3 separate regions of the Homo sapiens genome follow, and regions 2 and 3 are each linked to region 1. The links are chromatin contacts, found by Hi-C or POLR2A ChIA-PET in ENCODE. All regions are on one chromosome and are shown on one strand. Each heading gives the region's core, a stretch centred on a gene start or an enhancer-like site at or near the end of the contact. The rest is flanking DNA. Distances are from core to core; before and after follow the strand shown.

Region 1 (4,225 bases), core at 1,726-4,225:
CTGACCAACATGGAGAAACCCGGTCTCTACTAAAAATACAAAATTAGCCGGGGGTGGTGGTGCATGCCTGTAATCCCAGCTACTCAGGAGGCTGAGGCAGGAGAATCACTTGAACCCACGAGGTGGAGGTTGCAGCGAGTCGAGATTGTGCTATTGCACTCCAGCCTGAGCAACAAGAACAAAACTCCGTCTCAAAAAAAAAGGAAAAAAGATTATAAAATGAAAGCAACAAAATATTAATCTGAAACAAACCACACTTTATTGACAGCACATACATTTGTGAAAAAAAGTACTACTATTGTACAGTATTATCAAAGTCTGATAATCTTTCTAAAAGAAAAGGTGACACTATCATGAGGACACAGCTCCCTCCAAATCTAGCTAGAGCTAGAGGGGTATATTTGCAAATCCTCAGAATTGGAGAGAAGAGAGTGGACCATGGAAGCTCATACCCTTTGATTTATCAATTCTGTCCCCGGTAATTTATCCCAAAGAAAATTCAGGCAAAAATTTGCACTAGTCATAAGAATTAGTTATAAAGATATGAACTACATCGTTACTTATGATGTTGAAAAAACAAAATCAACTGAATGCCCAAGAGTCTGTAAATTAATTATAGTACACTGGACAGGCACAGAGGCTCACGCCTGTAATTCCAGCATTTTGGGAGACTGAGGCAGGAAGATCGCTTGACCCAGGAGTTCGAAACCAGCCTGGGCAACACAGCGAGACTCCATTTCTACACAAAAAAAAAAAAAAAAAAAAAATTAGCCAAGTGTGGTTGTGTCTACCTGTAGTCCCACCAATTGGGAGACTGAGGCAGGAGGATTGCTTGAGCTTTGCAGTTTGAGGCTGCAATGAGCTATTATTAGTGGGCCACGGCACTCCAGGCTGAGTGACAGGGCAAGACGCTGTCTCTTAAAAAAAAAAATATGGTACACCCACATAATGAACTACTGTGCAGCTATTACTAAAAACAGTATAAACCAGTTTGTAAAAAAAAAAAAAAAGCATATACACATACGCATAAAAAAACACAAAAATATAGTCACACACCACATAACATTTCAGTCAACAACAGACTGAATATATGATAGTGGTCCCCTAAGATTATAATGGAGTTGAAAAATTCCTATTGCCTGGTCATGTCATAGCCATCATAATGTCATAGCACAACACTTTACTCGCATGTTTGTGGTGATGCTGATGTAAACAAACCTACTGGGGTGCCAGTGGTGTAAAAGTCTACCACACACAATAATGTAGAGTACATAATACTTGATAATCAACAACTATGTTACTGGTTTATGTATTTACTATGCTATACTATGTACTGTTAGTATACTCCTTTTATAAAAAAAAGTTAACTATAAAACAGTCTCTGACATGTCCTTCAGGAGATATTTCAAGAGACATTGTTATCATAGGAGACGACAGTTTCATTCCTGTTATTGCTCCTGAAGACCTCCCAGTGGGACAAGATTGGAGGTGGAAGACAGTAATATTGATGATCCTGACGAGGTGTAGGCCTAGGCTAACGTGTGCCTTAGTTTTTAACTAAAGAATAAAAAAAAAAAAAGAAACAAAAAAACTTACCAAATAAAGATATAAAGAAAATGTTTGTGTAACTGCACAATAAGTTCGTTTTAAGCTATTACAAAAGAGTTAAAAAGTTAAGAAAATTTAGAAGTTTATAAAGTAAAAGGGTTACCGTAAGCTAAGGTTAGTTTATTACTGAAGAAAGATTAAAAAAATTTAGCGTAGCCTAAGGGTACACTGCTTATAAAGTCTACAAGAGTAGAGCAGTGAATGTCCCAGGCCTTCACATTCACTCACCACTACTCACCAACTCAGAGCAACTTCCAGTCCTGCAAGCTCCTTTTGTGGGTAAGTGCCCCACACTGGTGTAGTATTTTTTTTTTATCTTTTATGCTGCATGTTTACTGTACCTTTTCTATGTTTAGATGCACAAATACTTACCACTGCATGTAACTGCACACACCACTGAGTACAGCAACACGCTGCGCAGGCCTGTAACCTAGGAGCAACAGGCCATGCCATACAGCTTAGGTGTGGAACAGGCTGTACCATTCAGGCTTGTGTAAGCGCTTTCTACGGTGTTCGCACAACAACAAAATGGCCTAAGAACACATTTCTCAGAAAATATCACATCGCTAAGGACGCATGACTGTATGTCAAATGCTATGACAGGAGATGGTTTTTATTCTTTTTAAGTTTATTTAACGAGCATGCATTATTTTGATATATATCACAGGCCATTTCCCGCTAGCTGTAAATCAGAGTCAAGTGACAGCAAGAATTGGCTACTAACTACCCATATCTAACACCTGCCCCCCAAAGCGGCTCAACGGTGGGCATTTGCCAGTCAGGACTACAGGTGGAGGAGCGGCGGCTGCAAGCCGCGACCCAGCCTCCCCGCAGCCTCAGCGTCGGCCTCTGCACTCGGGCTTGCCGCTCCCAACAAGAGGAGGGCCGGGAGGCGGACGAGGGAAAAGCAAAGCCGGGGCCGCTAGCCTCCGCACCCGGATCCCGCCCCTCGGCCGCAGGCCCGGGCCGCACTCCGACTGAGCAACTCCGACCGAAGCGCCGGGCCCGGCCCTACCTTGTAATAAAACACCGCCTCGGAGTAGCGGCCTTCGTGGTCGCGCTGAACCGCCAGACGGGCGAACTGCACAGCGTCCCGCTCCAGTGCTGTGGCGTCCATGGCGCAGTGGCCCCGCGCCGGGGCAGGGAAGGAGGCCCTGACGCAGGACGGCTCTTCGCGGACTGCGGCGGCCCGGCGGCGGCGAGGACTCGGGAGCGCCGCGGAAGGAGCGGCAAAGTTTACTTTGGACGGTGGAGGAGAGCTCGCCTTCCCGTTGCCGGGCTGGGGTCCACCGCGAAGCCGCGCCCCTCAGCCCAGACCCGGCTTGTAGCCCACCCGGCCGCCCCACTTCGCGGCCCCAGCGGCCCTCGCCCCGCCCACCAGCCGCCCGACGCAGGCGCAGCCTGGCCCTCACGAGCTCCTTAGAAGCTGGGGCCGCCGAGGCCAGGCTCGCGGGACTGCGCGGGCTGTGGGCGGGGCCGGGCCCACGCAGGAGCCGGGCCGCGGGGGCGGGGCAAAAAGGCCTGCCGCTGTGCACGTGACCGTCGCGGCGCCCGGGATTGAGCAGCTGAGGGCAGGTGCCACGTCCGAGCTGCCCACACACCGCCTTATGCGTGGCGGTGGCGGTGCAGGGCGAGGCTGTTTTCGTCGACAGTGGGCAGTAGAGGGGTACGCGCCTTACAGATCCTTTCCTCTGTTAAGTGTAAGGGATGGGAGTAAAGAGCTAAGGAAGAATGCCTCCCACCAGCATCTGACACATTAAAAAAATTACCGTGAGGACAGAGGTTCTTTAGAGTCACTCTTCGCTAACATTTATTTTCATTTGTTTTCCACAAGCTGAATCATGACCCTATAGCCCCCCACTGTACACCAAGGTCGTATTGATTGAATTGTTAACAAACAAGGTAATGTATTTCCACTTGTACTTACCCTTAGGTTAACTTGATGCTGTTGTAATTAAATACTTAATTAGGTGATTATTTGATTTATGTCTTCTCTCCCCTAAAGGTCTGAAGTCAGCAGTAATAAAAATGAATTAGTGATGGGCACCACCAAATTCATGCTGAGTCAAAGAAGTAAGAATTGAGTACATAATGTATAATTCCATCTATAAGAAACACTAGAAAACACTACGATGTTAGAAAGCAGATCAGTGGTTGGGAAGGGGATACAAAGGAATCTTTTCGGATGATGAGAATGTTTTATATCTCAATGGTGGTGTAAAAATATATACGTTTGTCAAAACTTATCAAACTACATTTTAAGTGTGTACTTTTAATTTTTTAATTATACTCTAAATTTTTTTTCAGTCATTTGGCCTGCATTTAAAATGGGACTCTAATTTCTTAGTTTAAGTGTATTTCTTCACATTTAGTGAAGTTCTTAATAACAACGGTCTCATCAGGCTGTTATAAAGACACACAGAATTTGATTTTGTGCCTGGCCCAAAGATGGCTCTCAAAGGTAGCAACTACAGTTTTATAGCTGAAGCAGGGATGCTTCCTGTCTTTACCACTTTGATCCCAGCGTTGAGCGCAAGCCTTGTTCCAGAGCAGGTGTTCAACAAATATTTTAAAATGTTGAATGAGTCAACTCCACTACTTAAATATATCTAATGTG
Region 2 (4,414 bases), core at 1,626-4,125, 87 kb before region 1:
GACCTCTCAGGCTTAGTGCCAGATAATCCACAAATCCAGCCATGTTTTCATCTTTTCCATAGCTTCGTCATGCACAGCGGATGTTACTTTAGCACTTACTTGAGTGAACTCATGTTCAGATTGGCAAATTTCCTCTTCCTTTTTCTGCATGTGTCGTTTTGTTGACTCATTAACACTGAACTCACAGCCAACAGTGGTATAACTTCTGCCTGAACGAAGCTCATCTAACGCAAGCATTTTCTCCATAAGGCGCATCACAGCCTTCTTGTACTTAGGAGCACTAGAAAGCACTTAATTGCTATACTTGGAGGCCAATTTATAGAGAAAAATCATCAACAAAAAGCACAAAAATGTCAAAAACACAGCACTAAAAGGACCGAGGAAAGGACACTTGTGTACAGTATGAGAGCCAAAACAAGAAGGCAGGGTGGCTTCTTGTTGGACATCAGCTAGAAACGTATGTATCAGGTAGCTCATTTTTTCACCACTCTGTGCATGTCGATGGATGGCCCCAAGAACACTGCAAGTGTTGATTTTGGGGTTACAAATAAAGCTTAGTAAGTAGGCAAATTCACAAATACGGAAGCTGTGAATAATGAGGACTGACTGTATTTGCCAAGAGCCACATGGAGAGGCTTATTTGTTAGTGCGCTGAACCATGTGGCTCTGATGTAGATGGCAAAGGGAAGAAGCTAGGGAGTGTGTCACTGTGTGTGTGTGTGTTGGCGGGAGATGCTGCCCATCAGGAAGGCTTGAGGGGAAAGGCTTGAGGGGAAGGACACACTGTGCACACTCCGAAGCACAAGAGGAAGGGTGGCTGGTAAAGACAGAAGAGCAGAGATCTGAGGGGAGGGGTCAGTGCAGATATGAACTTGGGTAAGGAAGCCAGAGCCTTGGAAAGAGAGGCTTAGGGGAGCTAAAGGACCAGTCAGGAAAGGAACAGCATGGACAGCTGAGGGTGCCTTACGCCTCAGCCTACCCTTCAGACTTGGTTGAGAAGCTGCAAAGTAGCCATGGTAGGCTCTTGAGTTAGGGGGCTTAGGTTGTGTTTGAGAAATTGATGTCCTTACATTAATGGCAGCTCCATTTTTTGCCATTTTTTGAGCGCTAATGATGTATTAGGTGCCACACACACTGCTCTGTGCGGGGGCTGTCATTGTTTCCCTTTTGGCCTTATAGTACGAATGAGGAAACTAGTCTTGGAGCCCAAAGACTGGGCCTTTACATAAACCTTTCCGGTGTTGTGGCCTAATCTAAGAGAATGTGAAGGGAGACTGTAACAGACTTGGTTAATTATCTATCCAGAATGCAGGGAAAATGGGAGTCAGTGGTATGGCGGTGACAGTTTACTGGATGGAAGGGAGGAAGAAAGGAGGATGGAAGGGAGGAGGAAGAAGAGTAATTTCAACACTCTTTGTATACCAGGCACTTTCTAAGTGTTTTACATGCATGAGGGGGAGTTACGTAAACATGCGCGCGCACACACACACACACACACACACACACACACACACACACACTTACTTTTGCAGAAGAAGAAACTGGGGCTTAGAGTCTGTGTTCTCTTAAGGGGCTATCTGCAGCCCTGATTTGTTGAGGCTGTGCTAGGGGCCTGGGTTTGTGGTCATAGGTCTTTTATGTACATTATCTCATTTAATCCTTACAGCGAGTACTTTTTGCAAAGTGGTACTCTTTTCTTTTTCTTGTTTCTTTTCTTTTTTTTTTTTTTTTTTGAGATGGAGACTTGCTCTATCGCCCAGGCTGGAGTGCAGTGGCGTAATCTCGGCTCACTGCAACCTCTGCCTCCCAGGTTGAAGCGATTCTTCTGTCTCAGCCTCCCGAGTAGCTGAGACTACAGGTGCACACCACCACACCAGGCTAATTTTTGTATTTTTAGTAGAGACAGGATTTCGTCATGTTGGCCAGGCTGGTCTCTAACTCCTGACCTCAGATGATCCGCCTGCCTCGGCCTCCCAAAGTGCTGGGATTACAGGTGTGAGCCACTGCGTCCGGCCTGCAAGACGATATTATTTTCATCATACTGAGGGGGAATAATCACTGAGGCTTGGGGACTTTAACATCACAGACCTTGCGAGGACAGGAGTGAAGGTTTAAACCAAGTCTACCTGGTTCTGGCTGGTGCCTGGCACATAGGAGGCATTTATGACTATTTGCAAATCTGAAAGACACTCTGGCACATCTGAGGAGAATGGGCTTTTAGGACTAAAGGCAGTTTTTGAGCTCATTGGTGCAGTTATTTCCCTGCACACCCCTGCCTCTTCTTGGCTAGGGTAACTGAGAAGCTCTTGTTCCGAGAAGCTCTTGTTCCAAGAATCTGGAGTCCTTGGGAACTTTCCCCTCATGGTGCCCTGTTCCTGCTAGGACTTCAGTGTGGCTTTGTCATGCCTTCCTTCTTCCCCGTCACTTTATCTCTGCAGAGCCACTTGCCTGCCTGGGGGCAGTTCTTGCCACGGGACTTTGGGTGAGGAGGTCTGGCTCAGTGACGTTCTTCCCTGTGGCCCTGGTCACATTCCCCCTGGGTGGCCACAGGCCAGTTCCTGGGAACTGCGTCATTCCTGCTGCCCAAAGTAAGGGCACGTAGTGGAATGACAGGGCATCTGTCTCAAAGCAGAGTTCCTGGAGATTTATGGCAAGAACTGAGCATGGACTCTTAACTCTCCTTCGCCTGAAAGATCACATCCTGCCTGACAGTCTTGGCTGAAGATTCTGGGAAAGAAGCAGCTGCACTTTGGAAACTTGGAATCTTGAATTAGGATGGGGTCAGGAAGGAGATGTGTTGCAGCTTTTGACCCAGGTCAAAGGCTCCTGACACACACAAGTAGATTTTTGGGCTTCTGCCAGAAGGGTTGCACCTCCTGCTTGGCTGGCTCTGCCTCGGGCGTCTGGGGCTGGAGCAGGGAGAGTGTTGCTGATCTTGAGGTTTTCTTTTCTTTTTTCTTTTTAGATGGAATTTCGCTTTTGTTGCCCAGGCTGGGGTGCAATGGTGTGATCTCGGCTCACCACAACCTCCGCCTCCCGGATTCAAGCAATTCTCCTGCTTCAGCCTCCCGAGTAGCTGCGATTACAGGCATGCGCCACCACGCCCAGCTAATTTTGTATTTTTAGTAGAGATGGGGTTTCTCCATGTTGGTCAGGCTGGTCTCAAACTCTTGACCTCAGGTGATCCACCCACCTTGGCCTCCCAAAGTGCTGGGATTACAGGCATGAGCCACCGCGCCTGGCTTAGGTTTTCTTTTCTGGTGATGCCATGAACCATTTGCATTCAACCCCATTCTGTCTGGCAGGTGGCAGGAAGTCCGCGTGGGGGACTGGTTGCAGGCAGGTCTTAGCCAGGAAGCACTGGGCTGGAGGAGCTGCCCTCCATCACCTTGTTAGTTGGGAGGTTTGTCATGGGCAACTCCCTTTTTCTTATCTCCTTTGCTATTCACAGAGGCATGGCTGAGCCCCCCTTGGTGCTGCTGGGCAGGCAGTGTTCTCTGTGAAGCTAACAGGTGTGGTTTGTCACCACAGCATAGTGGTTAGAGGGGAAACAGGGTGTGGAGTTTGGTTCCCTGAAACCATGATGCTCTTCAGATGTTTCCTTCCTTCTTCTCAACTGTACTCTGCTTTCAGTAAAGTGATTGCATGGACATGGATAGCCCCTTCCCCTCTGTAAACCACAGGCATTCCCTGGCAAGAGTGGCAGAGTGATTAATTTTTCAGTGAAAGGAAATCAGAGCATAGGTTGTGTTTCTGCTACGAGTTTTGTCGACACAGGCTGGCCTTTTTATGTTGCCTGGTGACGAGGTTTGGGCCCCGGCTGTGCACTCTTGGTGCACCTTCTGTTCCTTTCCTGACTCAGAGGATGCCCCTGCTTTCCTTCCTTTCTTTTCTACTTCTTCCCCAGCCCTTCCAGTTGTGACTTCTATGAAAATCTACCCTGAAGAATCTGATGAAATTATTCATGCTGAGAAGTAAATGACTGATAAGACTTAGAGATTTATGGTCTCTGGGGCTTCAAGTGGTTCTGACTTACAAACATTCCCATAGCTTGGAATACCCTGCTTCCAACCTGGTGGGACTGCATATTCCCAACTCAGGGTTCATCATGCTGTGGGAACCTCTGCACATGTGAGAGACAGAACTACACCCTTTACACTAAGTGGGAAATGCTTAGAAGTGCAGGCTGTAGGTAGACTTTTCATTTCTACCCAGTGGGATGTCCTTGTGGAGTTTAAGCCAGAAGTAAGATTGGCGGATAGAACATGGGAATACAGAACACCCAGTTAAATTTCAGATTTTTTTTTTTAGGTATAAATTTGTTCTATGCCATATTTGGTACATAAGCTAAAAAAATTGTTTACCTGAAATTCAGATTTAACTGGAAGGCCTATATTTTTATTTGCTAAATCTG
Region 3 (4,928 bases), core at 1,290-3,789, 100 kb before region 1:
ATTCTAGGGCTGGATTTCCCTAACTCCAGTTATTCTGCTGCTGCCGCCATCATTTTTGCCACATCCTAGGACTGCATGTGCTATTTATTCCACGTTGTCTTTTAAATTGGTTCATGTTTTTACTTCAGAATTTTTTTGAGACATTTCGCTCTTGTTGCCCAAGCTGGAGTGCAATGGCATGATCTCGGCTTATGCAACCTCTGCCTCCCAGGTTCAAACGATTCTCCTGCTTCAGCCTCACAAGTAGCTGGGATTACAGGTGCCTGCTACCATGCCCGGCTATTTTTTTATTTTTTTATTTTTTTTATTTTTTAGTAGAGACTGGGTTTCACCATGTTGGCCAGCCTGGTCTTAAACTCCTGACCTCAGGTGATCCACCCGCCTTGGCCTCCCAAAGTGCTGGGATTACAGGCGTGAGCCACTGTGCCCAGCCTTACTTCAGTTTGAAAAGGAAATAGCCTTATTATAAATGGAAAACCATCAAAGGAAAATACATTTTTTAAGCAGGTGTTTTTTTTAAAGAATAATATATATATAGGAAGTGCCCACCTTGTCAGGGTACAACTTATGACTTTCAGAGTAATGTTATGTTGTTTCTGGTGGATTGTTTTCCTTATCAAATTCTAGCAGATTCCCCTCTTTACGGAAGGCTCTGAGCCTGGATTAGCTTCCCTTTTCTTTAAGAAAGAGATTAACAAACGTATACAGGTGCTGAAGACATTGTGGTACCAAATGGAGTCTTTCTCCCTGACAAAATCAGAAGCATTTAAAAAAGATCTGAGAAGCAACAACTGCTTCATTCTTATTGAAAGTACACTCTTGTCTTTGGTTCAAGAGGGGTTTATGTAGAGCAGGCCTGAGGGCAGGTGGCGTGCAGCACACTGGAGATTTTTTGGCTGCAGGTCCCCCTTCACATTCTTGGTAATCATTGAGTACCCCAGAGAGCTTTGTTTTTGTGGATAATATTAATATTTGCCATATAAAAATCAAAAGACATTTATTTCTAAGGTCTATATTCATTAAGATGACAATCAGCCTATTACATGTTAACAAAAATAATACATTTTATGGAAAAGGACTATTTTTCCAAACAGAAAATTCAATGAAAGAGTAATTGTTGTACATGCTTTCGCAAGTCTTTTTAATGTCTGGCTTAATAGAAGAGCTGGATTCTCTCACCTACTTCTGCATTTCATGTCATTTCTTGCCATGTCACCTGTCAGGTAGCTTCTGGAAAACTCTACTGAACGCTCAGAATGACAGTGAAAATGGCAAGTCTTTATTAATGAAAATGGCTTCCATCTTGCAGACTCCTTGAAAAGGTTTCCAGGTGCCCCACCCCCACCCCCACCAGTGGTTTCGCCAGACCACGCTCTGAGAACCACTGGTGAAGTGACTGGCACACTGGACTACAAGACTGAAGATGGCTGGTTGCAGTGGCTCACGCCTGTAATCACAACAGTTTGGGAGGCCGAGGCAGGAGAATCGCTTGAGCCCAGGAGTTTGAGACCAGCCTGGACAACACAGACCTCATCTCTACAAAAAATTTAAAAATTAGCCGGGTGTGGTCATACGTGCCTCTAGTCCCGGCTACTTGGGAGGCTGAGGTAGGGGCATTGCTTGAGCCCAGGAGGTGGAGGCTGCAGTGAGCCATGATTGCGACACTGCATCCAGCTTGGGTAACAGAGAGAGATCCTGTCTCAAAAAACAAAAAACAAAAAATACTGAAGATGTCTGCTTACATCTAACGCTTGACACTTGATAGTCCTGTGACTTTATGCAAAGACATTAGGTCACCTGGAACTCCAAGGCTCCAGTTTTCTTTGTTTTTCTTTTTTTGAGACAGAATGTCTGTCACCCAGGCTGGAGTGCAGTGGCGTGATCTCAGCTCACTGCAACCTCCACTTCCTGGGTTCAGGCAATTCTCCTGCCTCAGCCTCCCGAGTAGCTGGGATTACAGGCACCTACCATGCCCGACTAATTTTTGTGTTTTTAGTAGAGATGGGGTTTTGCCATGTTGGCCAGGCTGGTCTCGAACTCCTGACCTCAGGTGATGTGCCTGCAGCCTCCCAAAGTGCTGGGATTACAGGAGTGAGCCACCGCACCTGGCCTCCAGTTTTCTTATCTGTAAACTCGGGATGGAAATTCTGGCTGAGCCTGTTTTACAGGGTTGTTGTGTGTCTCAGATAATGCCTGGGAAACCTCTTTCTGCCAACTGAAAGTGGTATACTTGTAAATGGCATTAGTAAGGATCTTTTGAAGTTTGGTGTCGTCTCTAACATGTAGGACAGTTATTTTTAAAACATCACCATCCCATCTTTATCTCACTTAATTCTGGGGACACCTGTGAAGAGGAAAAGCCAGGATTCTCAGTTTCCAGGCAAGGTAATTGAGGTGAGCAGGTGAGCGATTGGCCAGAAAACACTGACTCATCCTGTGTGCTTCATGTTCAACCTGCATGCTGCTTCCACTGTATACTGGTGCTGGCTGGTGTGGTTTAGCTTGAGCTCTTATCTGACACAAGGCTGTTTGTCTGACACACTGACACAGTCAAACAGGGAGACTCTACCACCCCCAGCAATTCTTTGCTTGAATAAATTACCTTCAGTCTGAGTCACCTAATGGATGAAACACAATTTTCACATTTGAAGAGCTGAGGCCTCCTCCAAGCAGAGGGAACTGTTTAAGAACTCTTTCAAGTGCTGATCTAAAAACTCCCTTGGTAAACAGCCCTGGGATGGTAAACGGATTCTTTTTCTTGACTGGTGGAAGATCTGCTTGCTCTCTCAGATAAGTTTGTACTTTTGAGCCACTCCCCTCCATGGCTCATTTTCTGCAGGGAAAGCAGTCAGCTTACTCTCCTCCCTGGACATTCCTGAAGCCACCCCCACTCTGATCTTGGAAAACACATTTGCTTGTAATTGCAGGAGACAAAGGATCACAGTCAAGTCTTTTCTTTAAGAAACAAGACAGAAAGTCTAAGTTCAATTGTGGCAAGGTGGTTTTAAGATGTATTGAAAGAAATGCTTTATAAAAGCTAGGTTGAACTAAATTCCACAGACTCTGCTCCTTATACACATGGCTTTATTGTTAGGCTCTCCCCTCATGATGCCAGGATGGCTGCTATCTGCTGCAGGCTTTCATTCCATCCTCTTAAACATCTCAAGTGGAAGAAATTTCCTCTAACAGTTGCAGAAAGGTCCCGAAATGAAGTCTCATTGGTTATGATGGGTCATGTCTATCGCCCCTGCTCATCGAACAATCACTGTGGCTAGGAGTATGACTGTGGCCAGGCCCTGTCACATCACTAGGGACTGAGAGGTGGGGGTGAGGACCAAGGAATATTACGGCTGTAACACTGGGGAGACAGGAAAGATTTTGGTTTGTGGCCTCTCATACCTCAATACTTCTGGGAACTGTTACCCAAGTAGCTGTGATCCTCAGTGGAATGGAAACAACTGGGTGGGCTTTTTCTTATGGGGGGGGGGTGGAGCGGGGAAGACTGGCTTTGTGTTCAGTTTCAATGCATCTTTGATGAATAGGCTTGTTGGTGGTTGGAAGTCAGCCAGTCATGCATCATTCCTGGCAGCACAGCCTCATTTATAGAAGGAAACGCTGATGTCAAATCAAGTCTTCTGGGTTTAATACCCTTTGATGGTCACACACTTAGTACAGATAGTCACAAAAAGGGCATCAAGTCAGACTGGCAGGCCCTGAACCTGCCCATCAGAATCACCTGAGGAGTCTTTTAACATACTCTGCACCCAGGTAACAATTTTGTAAAACCTAAATTTGATCAGGTCATGCCCCTGCTTAGAAAAATCTATGATATTTTACAGTTGAAAACAAAAAAGCAGGCATGGTGTTGTACACCTGTAGTCCCAGCTACTTGGAAAGGGCAGGAGGATCCCTTGAGCCCAGGAGTTTGAGGCCACAGTGTGATATGATCATGCCTGTGAATAGCCACCATACTCCAGCCTGGGCATCATAGCAAGACTCTGTCTCTTAAGAAGACAAAAACCCCATCGATTCTCGGCCTTTTGGCTAAGATCAAGTGAAAACAAAAACCCAAAAAACCCCCAAAAACAAAAACACAAAATCAAACAAAAAGCCCTATACTATCCCATTCTCCCACCCTACCCCTGTTTTTTTCTCCCCTAGCCAGTTAACTATATTAGTTTAATGTATTTTAGCTGATGGAGGTATTTATTTCTATGACCAAGTAGTATGTATTGTGTGACTACTTCTTGATTTTTTTCATTTGAGTGACTATCTGTGGACATCCTGCTATGGAAGATGAGGTTTTGTCTCTTTTCACCCTCTGTCCTGTACTTTTCCCATCTGCTGTCTTCTCAGCAGAATCCATTGTGGTCAGTATTTGATTACTTTATTGCAGCTAGGTAAGTGCTATTCACAGTTGAGCCATCTAGTAAACTATGATTATGTTTCCTTTTTGTGGTAGAATGCATTCTTTAATTATTTCTGACAAAGGGTGCATTGGAAATAAATTACTTGAGACTTAAGTAACCCTATGGGAAGAAAACCCATCACATAGAACTAGGTTAAAAGGTTTGATTTTGAGATGTGATTTATGGCCAAAGGAAGAGAAATGGCAAGTAGAGAATAGCAGAGGGAGACAGAATTTCAGTGATGAACTAGCACCAGAAAATCTTCTGCAAAGAAAGAAACAAGAAGTAATCTCCCCTTCTCCCCACTGTGCCATGCCCTCCCATTGTTCATGGGATTGAGTTCAGATGCCTTTATAATGGCCAGGAGGCGTCCTTGCTCCAGCCCCTACCAGGCCAGCCCGTCCGTCCGTGCTGGAGGGTCGAATGTCCCCCTTCTCTGTCTGGTGGAATCCTCTTTCTTCATGTCTGACTTGGGTTGGGTGGCCTTCTCAGCCGTGTGTCTGTTGCTCAACGTGTGTA

What was found. A loop is a pair of places that touch in the nucleus more often than their neighbours do. ChIA-PET counts read pairs that join two places held with the same protein, here RNA polymerase II (POLR2A). Pooled maps may share reads with other maps.
Region 2: a pooled map shows a loop between it and region 1 (4-fold over the local background). The contact joins the enhancer-like site here to the promoter of CAPN7 in region 1. A Hi-C loop is called at or near these places in 1 of 37 single-sample maps with no recorded cell type and 6 of 50 pooled maps. POLR2A ChIA-PET finds 5 or more read pairs at or near these places in 7 of 52 experiments (CD4-positive, alpha-beta memory T cell, MCF 10A, T-cell and 4 more).
Region 3: a loop to region 1 is called in a pooled map, with 3 times the contacts of the local background. The contact joins the enhancer-like site here to the promoter of CAPN7 in region 1. A Hi-C loop is called at or near these places in 6 of 50 pooled maps. POLR2A ChIA-PET finds 5 or more read pairs at or near these places in 8 of 52 experiments (BJ, CD4-positive, alpha-beta memory T cell, HEK293 and 5 more).

Annotation. Positions count from the first base shown.
Region 1 is chr3:15,204,996-15,209,220 of GRCh38, reverse strand. CAPN7 (calpain 7) reads right to left here and starts at 2,975. Exons shown (of 21, transcript NM_014296.3): 1 at 2,624-2,975. The coding sequence starts at 2,725. It also overlaps the pseudogene COL6A4P1. RefSeq lists a silencer at 2,750-3,269.
Region 2 is chr3:15,291,397-15,295,810 of GRCh38, reverse strand. All of the region lies in intron 3 of SH3BP5 (SH3 domain binding protein 5), which reads left to right. Among named protein-coding and RNA genes, the nearest start is that of SH3BP5, 39 kb to the left of the region's middle. Within about 2 kb of position 2,875, at least 29 of the 41 ENCODE cell types and tissues checked have a DNase peak (open chromatin) inside an H3K27ac peak, as active enhancers do; they include endothelial cell of umbilical vein, where a contact is called at or near this core.
Region 3 is chr3:15,308,467-15,313,394 of GRCh38, reverse strand. The region is part of intron 2 of SH3BP5 (SH3 domain binding protein 5); the gene reads left to right. Among named protein-coding and RNA genes, the nearest start is that of SH3BP5, 22 kb to the left of the region's middle. Within about 2 kb of position 2,539, at least 13 of the 41 ENCODE cell types and tissues checked have a DNase peak (open chromatin) inside an H3K27ac peak, as active enhancers do.